Linked DNA regions of Homo sapiens: region 1 is linked to region 2. The links are chromatin loops, found by intact Hi-C in ENCODE. Cell type or tissue: heart right ventricle. All regions are shown on one strand. Links, peaks and the distances in the headings refer to the core of each region. The heading gives the core; the rest is flanking DNA.

The links. A loop is a pair of places that touch in the nucleus more often than their neighbours do. Peaks named below come from ENCODE experiments on the same cell type or tissue, not always from the same donor. Only the 100,000 strongest peaks of a DNase experiment are listed, where the experiment ranks them.
Region 1: a loop joins it to region 2, with 5 times the contacts of the local background. A loop is called at or near these places in 2 of 110 quality-filtered maps.

What each region holds. Positions count from the first base shown.
Region 1 is chr4:140,834,483-140,840,964 of GRCh38, forward strand. No RefSeq gene overlaps it. Among named protein-coding and RNA genes, the nearest start is that of TBC1D9, 81 kb to the left of the region's middle. In heart right ventricle, for the core only: no CTCF peak of the experiment used is centred there; no DNase peak of the experiment used is centred there; H3K27ac peaks cover 606 bases.
Region 2 is chr4:140,434,510-140,440,991 of GRCh38, forward strand. No RefSeq gene overlaps it. Among named protein-coding and RNA genes, the nearest start is that of CLGN, 10 kb to the left of the region's middle. In heart right ventricle, for the core only: no CTCF peak of the experiment used is centred there; no DNase peak of the experiment used is centred there.

The DNA of each region.
Region 1 (6,482 bases), core at 1,576-4,075, 400 kb after region 2:
TCTCCCTGCCCCATATCACTTTTTACCTTCCAACATTATTTTTACTACACAATCCTGTTCTCCCCTCTGCTTGGATCTAATCTCCAGAGTGAGGATCTTCATCTGTGTTTCTTCTGCTACTCTGTCCCCAAATCTAGAATAGTGCCTGGCACATAGGAGGCGTCCGACACGTATTTGTTGAATGAATGAATTGAGTCCCTCCAGGTCAGGCTTCCTTTTTAGACCCTACTTTGTAGTTGGGAGAATTTTTTCTGGAAGGAATAGAGATGTAGTGAAAACTGGCCATGCTTTTAGTTGTGGCTGTTGATTCCAAAAAAGGGAATTAGATTTAATTTCTTCATAGGGCTGAGAAATGAGATGTGATTAATAGATGCCAAATTAGTCAATGATGAATGGATTTTCTTCCATGTAGTCAATCCTACAGCTGTCTGGTTTTCACTCGGTTTTAATGAGTCTTTGCACATGCAGGTTGAACAGGCATTGTAATGGAAGCTGAGGGTTGCCTGGTGATTTGGAGTGAATTGTGTCTAATTGGAGCAAAATCAGCAGCTCTTACCCTTTATCCCCCAAAGAATGAGGAGATGCTGGGAAGCAACAATTGCATTCCCGCAGCAGTTCAGAAAGTTTAATGCTGCAAGTTTTCCAGGCCTTGAAAATAATAGGAAGTGATTATGAGAAGTGAAGTTACTCTGGCTGACCTCACCTTTTTGGTTTGACTTTGTTCTGACTTGTGTCTTACTCTTAATGCTTGACGGTTTTGAATTAAACATAATCCTTTAGCTAAGCCCTTAACATTTTGGCGGATGGGGAGCCCATTACAAAAGTTCCACTTTTGTTACTGAACTAAGTTCAGACACATACCACCAGAGGATGATGAAAACCAGGCTTTTGCCTTTCTCCTCCGGCAGCTTTAGTGCACACAGAGTCCACTTCAGAAGGAAGGAAGGAGTTGTCCACGGCTGTTTCCCCGTATTTTCTCTCCTGTCTACCCTCAAGGTCTGACTTCTGCTTCTTCCTGGCTGACCCAGTTTGTCATTCATTTATTTCAGCTCATCTGGTATTCCCTTGAAAGTGGCTTCAATTCACATCTAGATAAAAAAGGAGTGAAGCAAAAAGGACCTTTGAGGTCCAGATCTGCTATTGGTACGATTAACCACACCTTAGCACAACTCTAGATGTTTCTTCTTTTCTTTGCCTTATCAAGAATTCTTTTCATGTTTTCTTTTCTTTTTTTTTTTTTTTTTAAGAACAAGACAGAACCTGGAAATAAAGCAGGTGTGTCCTTTCACAAGAAGAAGGTGAAATGGGAGAAAAATCCCTCCTACCATATAAACCTGAATGGAAACAAAATCTCTAACTCTAGCAGTGGGAGCTCTCTTTAGGTAGCTGGAAGTGCTTGGTGAAGACACTGTATTATGACACAGAATCAAACACTCAATCCAACCGTGTGTGAAACCTGGGTGCACTGGAAGCTCATTTAAAATTTTCTGTTTCAATTTTGAAAATTGATATTTATTTTTTACAGTTTAAAGTAAAATATGTTTGTTAATGTAAATTGAAGAAAAGCAGAAAAGTAGAAAGAAGACAAAATGAAAGTCACATGTATTCTTTATCACTGGAAGATAAAGGATGTCGACGTTTTGTTATACTTCCCTCCAGTCCCCTTTTAAATGTTTTTCTTCACAGAATTGCAACTATCTAGTCTCTACAATTCTCTTAGTTTCCTTTTTTTCCCAAATTCTCTCAGATCCTGAAATATTCTCTTATTTTCCCATAGCATGAAACATTTGTCCAATTTTTCAAACTCCCCAGAACTTTTTTCAATGGCAGCAAAGTAGTCTAGGGAGAACATGGGCCACAGCTTACTGTTATTATTAGAACAATAGCCATGTTCTAAACTAGGAGTCAGGAAACAACTTCTGTAAAGGGCCAAATAGTAAACATTCTAGACTTTGTGGGCCATATATCTTTCACAACTACCAATCCTCCTTGACTTACGATGGGGTTATGTCCCGATAAACCCATCGTAAGTTGAAAATATCATAAGTTGAAAATGCATTTAATATGTCTAACCTACTAAAAATCGTGGCTTAGCGTACCCTACTTTAAACGCGCTCAGAACACTTACATTAGCTTACAGTTGGGCAAAATCATTCGGCAACACAGTGCACAGTAAAGTATGGGTTGTTTCCTCCTGATCGTGAGGCTTACTGGGAGCTGTGGCTCACTGTTGCCGACTAGGATCACAAGAGTATCATACCACTTTCTACTGAATGTGTAGCACTTTTGATCCATCATAAAGTTAAAAAATTGTGAGACAAACCATCTTTAAGTGTTGGGGATTGTCTGTACTCGGCCCTGCCATAGTACCACAAAAGCAGCCATAGATAATATGTAAACAAATAAGCATGGCTGTCTTCCAGTAGAACTTTATTTACAAAAACAAGCAATGGGCCAGGTCTGACCCACTGGCTATAGTTTGCTGACTCCTATTCTAAGTTATTACATTGTGTTTAATTTTTTGTATTTTAGTTCTTTGATGAACATTGTGCTTCCTCATCTAGGATTACGACCTTAAAAAGCATTTGTAGACATAAAATTGAAGTGAATTTGCTGAAGGTCAAAGTCTTTGAAAGGCTTTTTACCCACATTGCCAAATTCTTCCTCAAAGGACACAGCCACTGTCATCTGCTAAACCAGCAATATAGGCTACTACTGACTTCACTAACCTGTCTTCAGTATTTATTTTATTCATTTCATTCAAAGTCATGTTTAGGAAGATGTGAGAAACACACATTTGAGTGTCCAAAGTCAAAGAATGGGCGCAGAGACATGAAGAACAGTGGAAGCGAGACTTTTAATGGTGGTCTTGCAAGATTGGGTGTCTGGTAGGCAGGCACACCCGGGGCAGTTACAGCAGATAATTTATCTCCCAGCACACAAGTCCCTCCCCAAGTTCCTCATTGGTGGAGTACTATGGGGTTATAATCTTCCCAGATATCGCCTATATTTCATTATTCCCCTTATAAGGTTATAGTCCCCTTCCCCTCTTAAGTTTCGATTTCCCAATAACGAAACTTTCTTCCCTTTTATGGGCTGACCCCCTCCTCTACATTCTGTTTGCTTATTGTGACCTTCTAGGTGCATGAGCCGTGCGGTATATCACAACCGCAGTCTGGCTGCCAGTACTTAGATTTATCATGCCTTGAAAATGGACCATTTAAAATATTTTCTCACAGAAGATAATTACCAGGTGGGGAAAAAACAAGCTGAAAAATAGTATTAAAAATTTAAAAACTTAAAAAGAGTAAAAAAACTGTTATTTTGATTGGCAAAGAAATGAAATTTCATTATTGTTTTAAACAGTATTTCCTGGAGGCTGAATCTTTTCCCATGTTTGCTAATCTGTGGCACTTCCTCTTTTGGGACATGTCTGCTTATGTCTTTTCTCTAAGTGAGAATCTAGAAGGTATGTAGCTGTTCCAGTTAACTATGCTTAGTAAGTGTTAAAGGCAACATTTGAAATTACCCAAGTATGTCTTCAGAGGAATGTCTAAATAACTTTGGTATATAGTTGACAATGGCATTTTATGTGGGTATTACAGATTTTTTGTTTGTTTTGTTGTTCTTTTAGGATTGTAGGTGGCAGAATTTAATGATGTTTATGTTTCAGCTCATCGCCGTCTGTATTCATTGATTCGTCTAAGGCATCTTCTTTATCTTATTATTTTTTCCCTTTATCTCTATATGTTTCCTGTGGCTGCTGCAACAAATTAGCACACATGTAGTGGCTTATAACAATAGAAATGTATTCTCTCACAATTCTGGAGGCCAGAAGACCTATATCAGTATCACGAAGCTGAAATCAAGGAGTCCTCAGGGCCACAGTCCGTCTGGAGGCTCTAAGGGAGCCTCTTCCCACTTCCATTGGCTCCCAGCATTTCCTGCTGTGGCCATATCACTCGAATGGGCAAGGCCAGCATCTTCACATCTCTGCTCTGTCTTCACATGGCCCTCTCTGTGTTTAAAATCTCCCTCTGCCTCCTCTTATCAGGACACTTGTCATGCCCCCGATGGCAACTGACTTTCTAAGCCTATCTCCTACTCCCTCGTAGACATTCTGTCTGCTTGTTATTTTTCAATTACGTCCTATAATTGACTGACTCTAAGTGGCCTTTTCAACCATCACTATTTATTTAATTCCAATGAATCTTTCAAGTAAGATCTAAAATAATAGCACACTGATAATCATTTCCTTATTTTCCCCAACTAGTATTTCCTTCCTTTATGATTTTTAAAATTTAATGAATACTTTTTGAGGGTTTATTTTATGCAGGTACTATTCTAAGGCCACAAATACTTTCTTAGTTCTTTTTGTTCAACTCGATGAAGTAGATACTATTATTTTTCCCAATTTTAAGTTGCAGAAACAAAGGCACAGGGAGGCTAAGTAATTTGCCTGAGGTCACACAGCTGTATGTCTCAGAGTTGGGATTTATTTTGGCAATCTGTAGAGACAAAGATTTTAACTTCTCTGTGTGCTGCCTTCTTTTCTGCTGTTCTCTTTATTTTATCCCTATTCCCTCCCTCTTTTCCTTCAATTAGTAAATGTGTGTGTCATGTATGTTAGTGAATAAAGCAGTTGTCTCATGAATGTGTGATGGGGAAGATGCACATGTAAACAAATCAACAAGCAATAAACACATAAAATTCACAGAGATGAGTAATCAGGGAAGCAGTCGGGGTCCTGGGAGTTTGCTTTTCACATTTTAAAATTAACTTCATTATAGAGCTTACTACATTCTTTTTTGAACTGTTCTGGAAATATTTGCATACCAGTCTTATCAATTTTCATATGTTTCAGATTCCAGGAGATGTTGATTTTTTTTTCCCTGTATGCTCAGTAAGATGGGCACGGTGAACATCAACTAAATATGAGTTGGATCAATGAACTAATGGAATAGCTTCAGTCAATACTGAACCTGTTAATGGTTTCTGGTCATCCTCTGACTTCTGCACGTCAGTCCTGGGGCCTGGCACAGGGATGCCTCAGCGTCTGGCTGGTTGAGCAGGAATCTAGAGCATTTTGATAAGTATCTGAGCAAGTCCCTAGTACTTAAAGTGAGGCCACCTTCAAATAAGTCATGACGGGATTTACATAAGGAAGAAAGGCCTGTCTGAGATGACGCTCTGTTAAGCCTCCATATCCAGGAATCTGCAACAAGCAGCACATTTTTCTGAACTCTGCAAGCTGGTTGGGGGTAAGAAATTATAGTAATTAGCAACATGGCAACAATTTAGTATCTAGAAGAAAACAGGTCCTGCTGATGCCACAAAAACAAGGAGGCAAAACAAAGCTCTCTCTGTGTGTAGCACCACCTTCTAAATTTGGGGGAAATTGCTGAAAAGGCATTACTGTGCCTTGAATGAGAGGTTGACCTAGAGAGGTCATCTGAATTTAAAAACCAGAGCTTATGCCTTTCAAAATCCTTAAGCCAGGCCTGCCTGAGCCATGGAGCAGCCCCTCCTCTCCCCAGCTGACTTTTCCCATGTCACCGTTCAGTGTGGCCAGCATTTCCTGATGCCTTGGGAGGATGGCCAATCTTGGTCTGGTTCCATCATAATAAAGATTCCCTGCTAGCAAGTTCTGGAAGACTTCAGTTTCCTTTTTAGAATAAGTCGTTTATGATTCTGTGCTTTGATGTGAAAATCCATGTGTCAGTTCATGGAGTTCATGGAAAGGAATGAAAAGCTTGTAAGACATGTTTGTACTCCCTGTGAGGTAGGCTTAACTGTGCCCAGAAAATAATAAATCTTCTAGGAAGAAGAGACTTCTTCCCACTCAATAAAAGCAATCACATATGCCTGTAAGCACCTCTACCTCAGCCTGGGAAACTGTTACAGCCTCTAAAAATGAACTTGTCTTGATCTAAGACCAGAAACTTGGGTGCTAGGCCCTTGGACAACAGAAAGGATAATCTGAATCATTCTTTTCTCTTTGCTCCTCCCCTAATCCTTTATTTACCCAAGTCAATGCAAGGTTAGAAGATTATGTCCATAAAGACCTGAGCTGGTGAAGGGCCTCAGAAATCCATGGAGTTTTGATTACATTTTACGTTTCATTCACAAAGCATCATTTATTAGCATGTGTGCAAATTGAGCCAGGTTATTTAACATTACAATTGTTTATTTTTTTCTGGATTCTGAGCATATATTCTTCTTGCCCTTCATTATCCAGGAAGGAGACTGACAGAAGGCATGGCGTCAATGACTACTTGTTTAATAAATAAATCAATAAGGAATGCTCTTTTTAAAATAAAATAAATGGAAGTATTTTTGATACATTTGCTGATTATAAAAATCTGTCCATTCATTGTAAAAAAATTAGCAACTCATAATGTATATAGAAATTTCTAACACACTATCTTCTCCTGGAGATAACCACATACACTTAGAGTTGAAAGAAAGAAAGAAAGAGCAGC
Region 2 (6,482 bases), core at 1,596-4,095:
GTTAGAAATGAATGTTGAATTCCAGTACATGCCTTTTCAACCCATGTTGAGATTATTAATACATAAATTTCCTGAATATGAAACAATCTTGCATTTGGGGAATAAAGACAACTTCAATGGTCTGAATGTTTATGTTGCTTCAAAATTCATATGTTGAAATCCTAACCCCCACAGTCTGGTATTAGGAGGCCGGGACTATAGGGGGTGATAAAGTCATAAGGGTAAGGCCCCAGGAACTCTCTGCCCCTGTCATCATGTGAAGACACAGTGAGAAGGTGCCATCTTTGAGGAGGCAATCCCTCACCAGACACCAAATCTACCAGCACCTTGATCTTGAACATCCCAGCCTCCAGAACTGTGAGAAATAAATTTCTGTAGTTTAGAAGCCACCTAGTCTACGCCATTTTGTTATAGCAGCCAAAAAGAATAAGACACTAACCTTTTCATAACTGATTATTCCATTATTTTGTTTCTCAGTTCTATTTATGAAGTTTCTTTAGCCTTTTTACATATGTATGCATAATTGAGATAGTCTATAATTTTTCTTGCCTGAATCTGATAACAGAATTAAGTTTATTTTATACAATGAATTAGGAAGTTTTAAGAATTCTCTCATGCCCTGGAATCATTTATATAGTATGAAATTTTATATTGTTTTTTGAGATTTTGAAAAGTTTATTATAACTTTATGGGCATTAATGTTTTGGTGGATTGGTTCATTGAATTTTCCTGAGTTATTATTCATTTACTCAGATTTTCCACTTTCTGCTATATAATTTTAAATATTTTTTCCAGAAAACCATTCATTCAATGAGATATTCAAAGTTACTGGACGCACGTTTGTACTAAGGGAAGGCTGTTTTCTTGAGGAAGGAGCTTACAGCATCAATAGTCATGTATATTATGATTCTTTCCCCAAATTTTCCCCAGAGCAACCAGGGTGACTATGCACTAGCTGAAGGGAAATATCCAGACCTTCTAGAGTTTTTAAAGTACTGTTTCTGAACTGACACTAATTCCTAAAGACTCCAAGCACCGTCATGTACTTATGTTCAGATTGTGAATTTATGGAGGTCACATGCTAGATGGAGTCTTGGCCTAAGTCCCTATGCCAAAGGAGTCCAGTGAAGTCACAGCCCCCTACCTGTAGTATTTCTCTAGTTCCAGAATATGTAATAGGGCTAAATATATGCAGTAACTAACAGAATCCCCCGTGTTTGTTCCCTGCTCCATGGAGTGAGGGCTATGACAAGATATCACCTCGTGAGAAACAAGTTGCTGTACCCTGGGCCACCCCCCAAAAAGAAAGAGACACAACACCTGGCAGGCCTACTCAGATTTGGGATATAACATACACCACATTTGGACAGATTGCTAGGACACATTTCCTGGGTATCTGTAAAACTTCCATATTTGAGTGGGGCCTGTAACTTGCCACAGGTTCAGACTACAGAAAGAGTGTCCCTGTACTTGGGCCTTATGACTCAGGAGATTCAGTGGCATTAGAAGTGTCAATGGCTGATAAAGACATGGTGAGGAATTTCTGTTAAGTTCTAATAAGAGGATCACAGAACATACCACTAGGATTTTGCAGTAAGAGATGCTCTCTTCTGCTGACAACAATTCTCCACTTGAAAAGCAACTCCTGGTGTACTACTGGATCTTCATAAACACTGAATGCCTGCCCATAAGACATGAAGTGACCTGAATTGAGGTAATCTGATTCACCAAGTCACAAAATTGGACAGATGTGATCATGTGTAGGAAGCATAACAAAACTGCATATGCTGATGGCTCAGATTCACACGGTTCCTTATTGTTTCTCTCTCACTCTGCATCTATGGCCTGATGAAGAGGCCTCTATGACCAGTTAACAATGAAGGAAAAAGTACCACCTGGTTTCTGGATGGATCTGCCCTGCTATATTTGTAGCAGTGAGAAGTGGACAGTTGCTACATTACAGCCCCACTCAGGGAAGTCCTAGAAAAGCAGGGGTGAGCTGAAATCATTCCAGTGGGCAGAATTTCTGGTTGTCCACTCATGTGGAAAGAAAGATAGCCTTAATATAGATCTTCATAATATGTGGACTAGCAGATAGGCTAGCTGACCCGGGATGTAGAAAGAACAAGAATGACATGCTGATCGCGAGGCAGGTTGTAAGAGAGGTTTGTGGATGGGTTTCTTGGAGTGGGCACAGAGTGTGAAGATATGTATGTTCCACATAAAGCCCCCCTACAGGTATCCACTGCAGAGGAGGTTCTCAAAATCCAGATGGATAAGAATATCCACGTCAGCCCCCTTTTCTGGCCAAAAATGCAAGCTCAAAGGCCCCATATACAAAGTGGTCATGGAGGCAGGTGTTGAGGCCATGCATGGATTTAATAAAATGGGCTTTAATTCATGAGGGTGATCTAGCTACCAGTGTAACTGAATTCTCAATCTGTCAACAGCAGAGGCCAGTGTGGAAGTCTTGCTGGAATTATCTTTTATGGGGATCAGGCAGATGTCTAGCAGTATTTTGAGGATCTGGAATGCTTTCATGATGGAAAAAGCAGCTATTTGTCCTCAGAGGAGAAATACACATTCTGGTTGTGGATTTGTCTATTCCCTTTCTGCCAGAGCTACCATTTATGAACTTACAGAATATCTCATCCATTGCCATGGTAGCCCACACAATACGGCTTCCAACAAGAAATACATATTATGAGAAGGAAGTGCAATAATGGTCTTACCCCCATGGATTCACTAGTCTGACTATGTACCACATCACCCAAAAGAAGTTGCCTTGTTAGAGTGATGGAATGGCTTTTGGAAGACTCAGTTGTAGCTCCTCGTGAAAATAACATCTGGGAGATTGGGGTGCTGATCTACTGGATTTACTATGTCTTAATCTGGTGACCAATGTAGGAAACAAGGGTGAGGGGGAAGTGGCCACTCTCATTACAACAAATCCTCTCCTGAACACAATTTTTGTTCTTATCCTCAAGACTTTCAGTTCAATGGGTTTGAATGTCCCAGTGCCCCAGGGAGGAATGCTTTGAGGAGGGAACAATCATAGTTCCATTAAATTAGAATGTGTGGCTGTTTCTTAACAGTCTGTACTGCTTAACCAGTAGGCAGGAAAGGTTAGTATACAGTGTGATTGATCTTGATTACCAAGGAGAAAATAGGTTTCTGTTACAAAATGGGGGCAATAGAGAACTGTATCTAAAACCTAGCACTTCTTAGTAAGTCCTTACTCAACTGTATTGATCAATGGAAGATACATCCACCAAGGACCCAAATTCTACAGGAAGAAAAGTTGAGTCACACCAATTTTCATACAACCCCTTCCATTCAACTATCAGGAGAGGGTAAGAGGACCATAAAAGAATTATCAAAGAAGGAAGTTTGAAAATCAACCCAGGACTCATCACAAACCTCAGAATGGGTCTCGTGATCTGTTTCCTTTGGCTTCCTTTTTTTCCTTTGCTACTTATGTGGAAGCACAGGTGGTAGCTAAGATTTTAGGTTTCAGGTAAGAGTATAACTGACTTGGCATCACCTCATAATGATATGTTACTGGGGATTTTGTGTGAATACATTTTTCACCAAGGCAAGATATATGAACAAGAATATATGCTAACAAAGGGGGTGAAATATGCTAAATATTTTCTGTTTGCCCCACTAGATGTAGTCTCTATCCTCTTCCACTTTGCTCTGTGACCCATGCAGGTGGCCTTTATGGATGGCATTAATGGTTTCTGTGGGGTCAGCCAATGAAAGGCATTGACAAGAAACTGGAGGAAGGAAAGATGAAGCTTTCCACTAGGCTTCCTCTCTAGTGGTAAGTACAACAATGCCATCACATACGGTTCTTCTCATTGAAGACCAGTTACAAGGCTTTTTAAAATACCACTAGATCTAATGTAATTGGCACACAGAGGTAAAAGCAAGCATCAAGAAAAAGCTTTTCCCTAAGAAACTTTCATGAGGACATTTTTGCCTTTTACACTGAGACCCTGCTTTACTTTCTGCTTCCCTCCGCTCCTCACCTTCCTTGTTTGCGGCTATCATTAAATCAGCCAAGTCCTACTCTTGCTTCTAGTCTTAGTGTTTTAGCTCAGAAAGTGAGCTAAACAGGTTGTTAACCTGACCCATTGATGTGAAAATATGTAAAACTCCAAGTTTCTGATATGTGTTTAATTCTTATTCTCAATTTGGAATGTTGTTTCAGGGGGTACCTAGTTATCTATTTTAATGAATATATTAATAAGAATTCAGAGTGGAAGGCTCATGTGCTTTTATTCACTTCTTACTAGAAGTCTTAACAAACATTTATTGAGCATCTTCTGTGTCCTAGGCAGTGTGCAAAAATTTTGACTGACAAACACGTGGTTCCTGCTTTCAAATAGCTAATAATGTAGTTAGGGAAATAGACATATAACCAAATATCTATAATATATGAGAAATTATATAATAGTAGCATAGACAAAATGCTATGGGAGCATAAAGTATGTTGTTACTCATTCTTCCTAAATGAAAGCTTCATCAAAGAAGTGACATTAGAACTGTGTGACAAAGGCAGAGGAAATGGATATTCTGGCTATCATGGTCACAGCATGAGATATCCGGAGAATGGAAACTAGTCCATTTTAGTTAGATGTAGAGTGCATGAAAGTAAATGTCAGAAAATGATTCAGGAATAGTACATTGGGGCCAGTTTATTAAGGAGCTTGAATGTCATGGCAGATAATTAAACTTTATTCTTCAGATAGAACCATCAGATTATTTTAAACAGCAGAGTGACAGGATTAACCCTAAATTTCGGGAAAATATTTAGTTGCAATGTGACATATTGAGTGACATGCAATTTGATGACTTTTGACATATATACACCCAAGAAACACCACAAAAATAATGAACATATTAATCACCCCCAAATTTTCCTTGCCCTCTATCCCTAAGCAATCACAGATTTGTTTGCTGTCATTATTGATTAGATTGCCATGTGTAGAATTATACATAGATGAAACTATATAGCATGTACTCTTTTTTTCTCTGGCTTCTTTCAGTCAGCATAATGATTCTGAGATCCATACATGTGTTTGTGTGCATCGATAGTTTGCTCCTTTTTATTGTTCAGTAGTATTCCACCATACAGATATGAAACTATTTATACATTCACCTCTTAATAGACATTTGGATTGTTTTTAGTTTTTGGCTGTTATAAATAAAGATGCTGATATGGTTGAAATGTTTGTCCCCTCCATATCTCATGTTGAAATGTGTTTCCAGTGTTGGAGGTGGGGCCTAGTGGGAGGTGACTGGATCATGGTGGCAGATCCCTGATGAATGGTTTAGCACTATCTCCTTTGTGATAAGTGAGTTCTCAGTTCATGTGAGTTATGGTTGTTTAAGAGTCTGGAACCTCCCCATTCTCACTCTGTTGCTCTTGCTCTCACCATGTGACATGCTGGCTCCCCTTCACCTTCTGCCATGATTGTGAACTTTCTGAGGCCCTCATCAGGAGCTGAGCAGATGTTGGTGCCATGTTTATACAGCCTGCAGAACCATGAGCCAATTAAACCTCTTTTCTTTATAAATTACCCAGTCTTAGATATTCCCTTATAGTAATGCAAAAAAGGCCTAATACAGAGTTATTCAAGTCTCTTGAATAACTAGGAGTGGAATGGCTGGGATGTCTTGTAGGTACATGGAATTGTGTCATTTTTTATTCCCACAAGCAGTGTATGAGAGTGTTTATTTCCACACGTTAAGAACTAATTCATTGCAATTTTCTTTTTTTTAATAGGACATAAGTTGAATTTTTTTCAAAGGCTTTTTAAGCATCTGTGGAGGTAACCGTGTGATTTTTCTTCTTAGTCCTATTAGTATTGTGCACTCTAATAGTAGGTTTCCTAACAGAATGCTAACAGGTTCTTGCATTCTTTGTATAAATATCAAGTCATGGTTGTGGTGTTTTTTTTTTTGAATGTTGCTTGGGAATCTATTTCTAAATTGTATTTCAGATCTTCGCATCAATTGTCATAAATGATATTGCTCTATACTTTTCTTTTTTTTGCTGCCATTTCCAGGATTAGGTGCTGATGTTATATTTATATCATTAAAATAATTTAAAAATTTTCTTTATTTGCCATGCTTTGAAACAATTTAAAAATATTGGGACTATTTGGTCTCTAAAAGTTGGGTTGAATTTCCCTGTGCAGATGACTATCTGGGTCTGTTGTCTCTTTGTGATCATTTGTTTTTTCTTGATAACTTTCTCTATTTCTTCTATGAAAATTGGTTAGTTTAAGCTTTCTGTCTCTACTGGCATTAATTTTGGTAAACTGTTTTCTAAGAAAGTATACATTTTATCTGGGTTTATAGAAAGAAGACTAATATCAGCACAACAAAAATCTGTCAGCTTATATAAATTTTCTCATATTTCATTACCAGAGTTACCATTAAAATGAACACGGTGTCTAAAAATGTAAGCC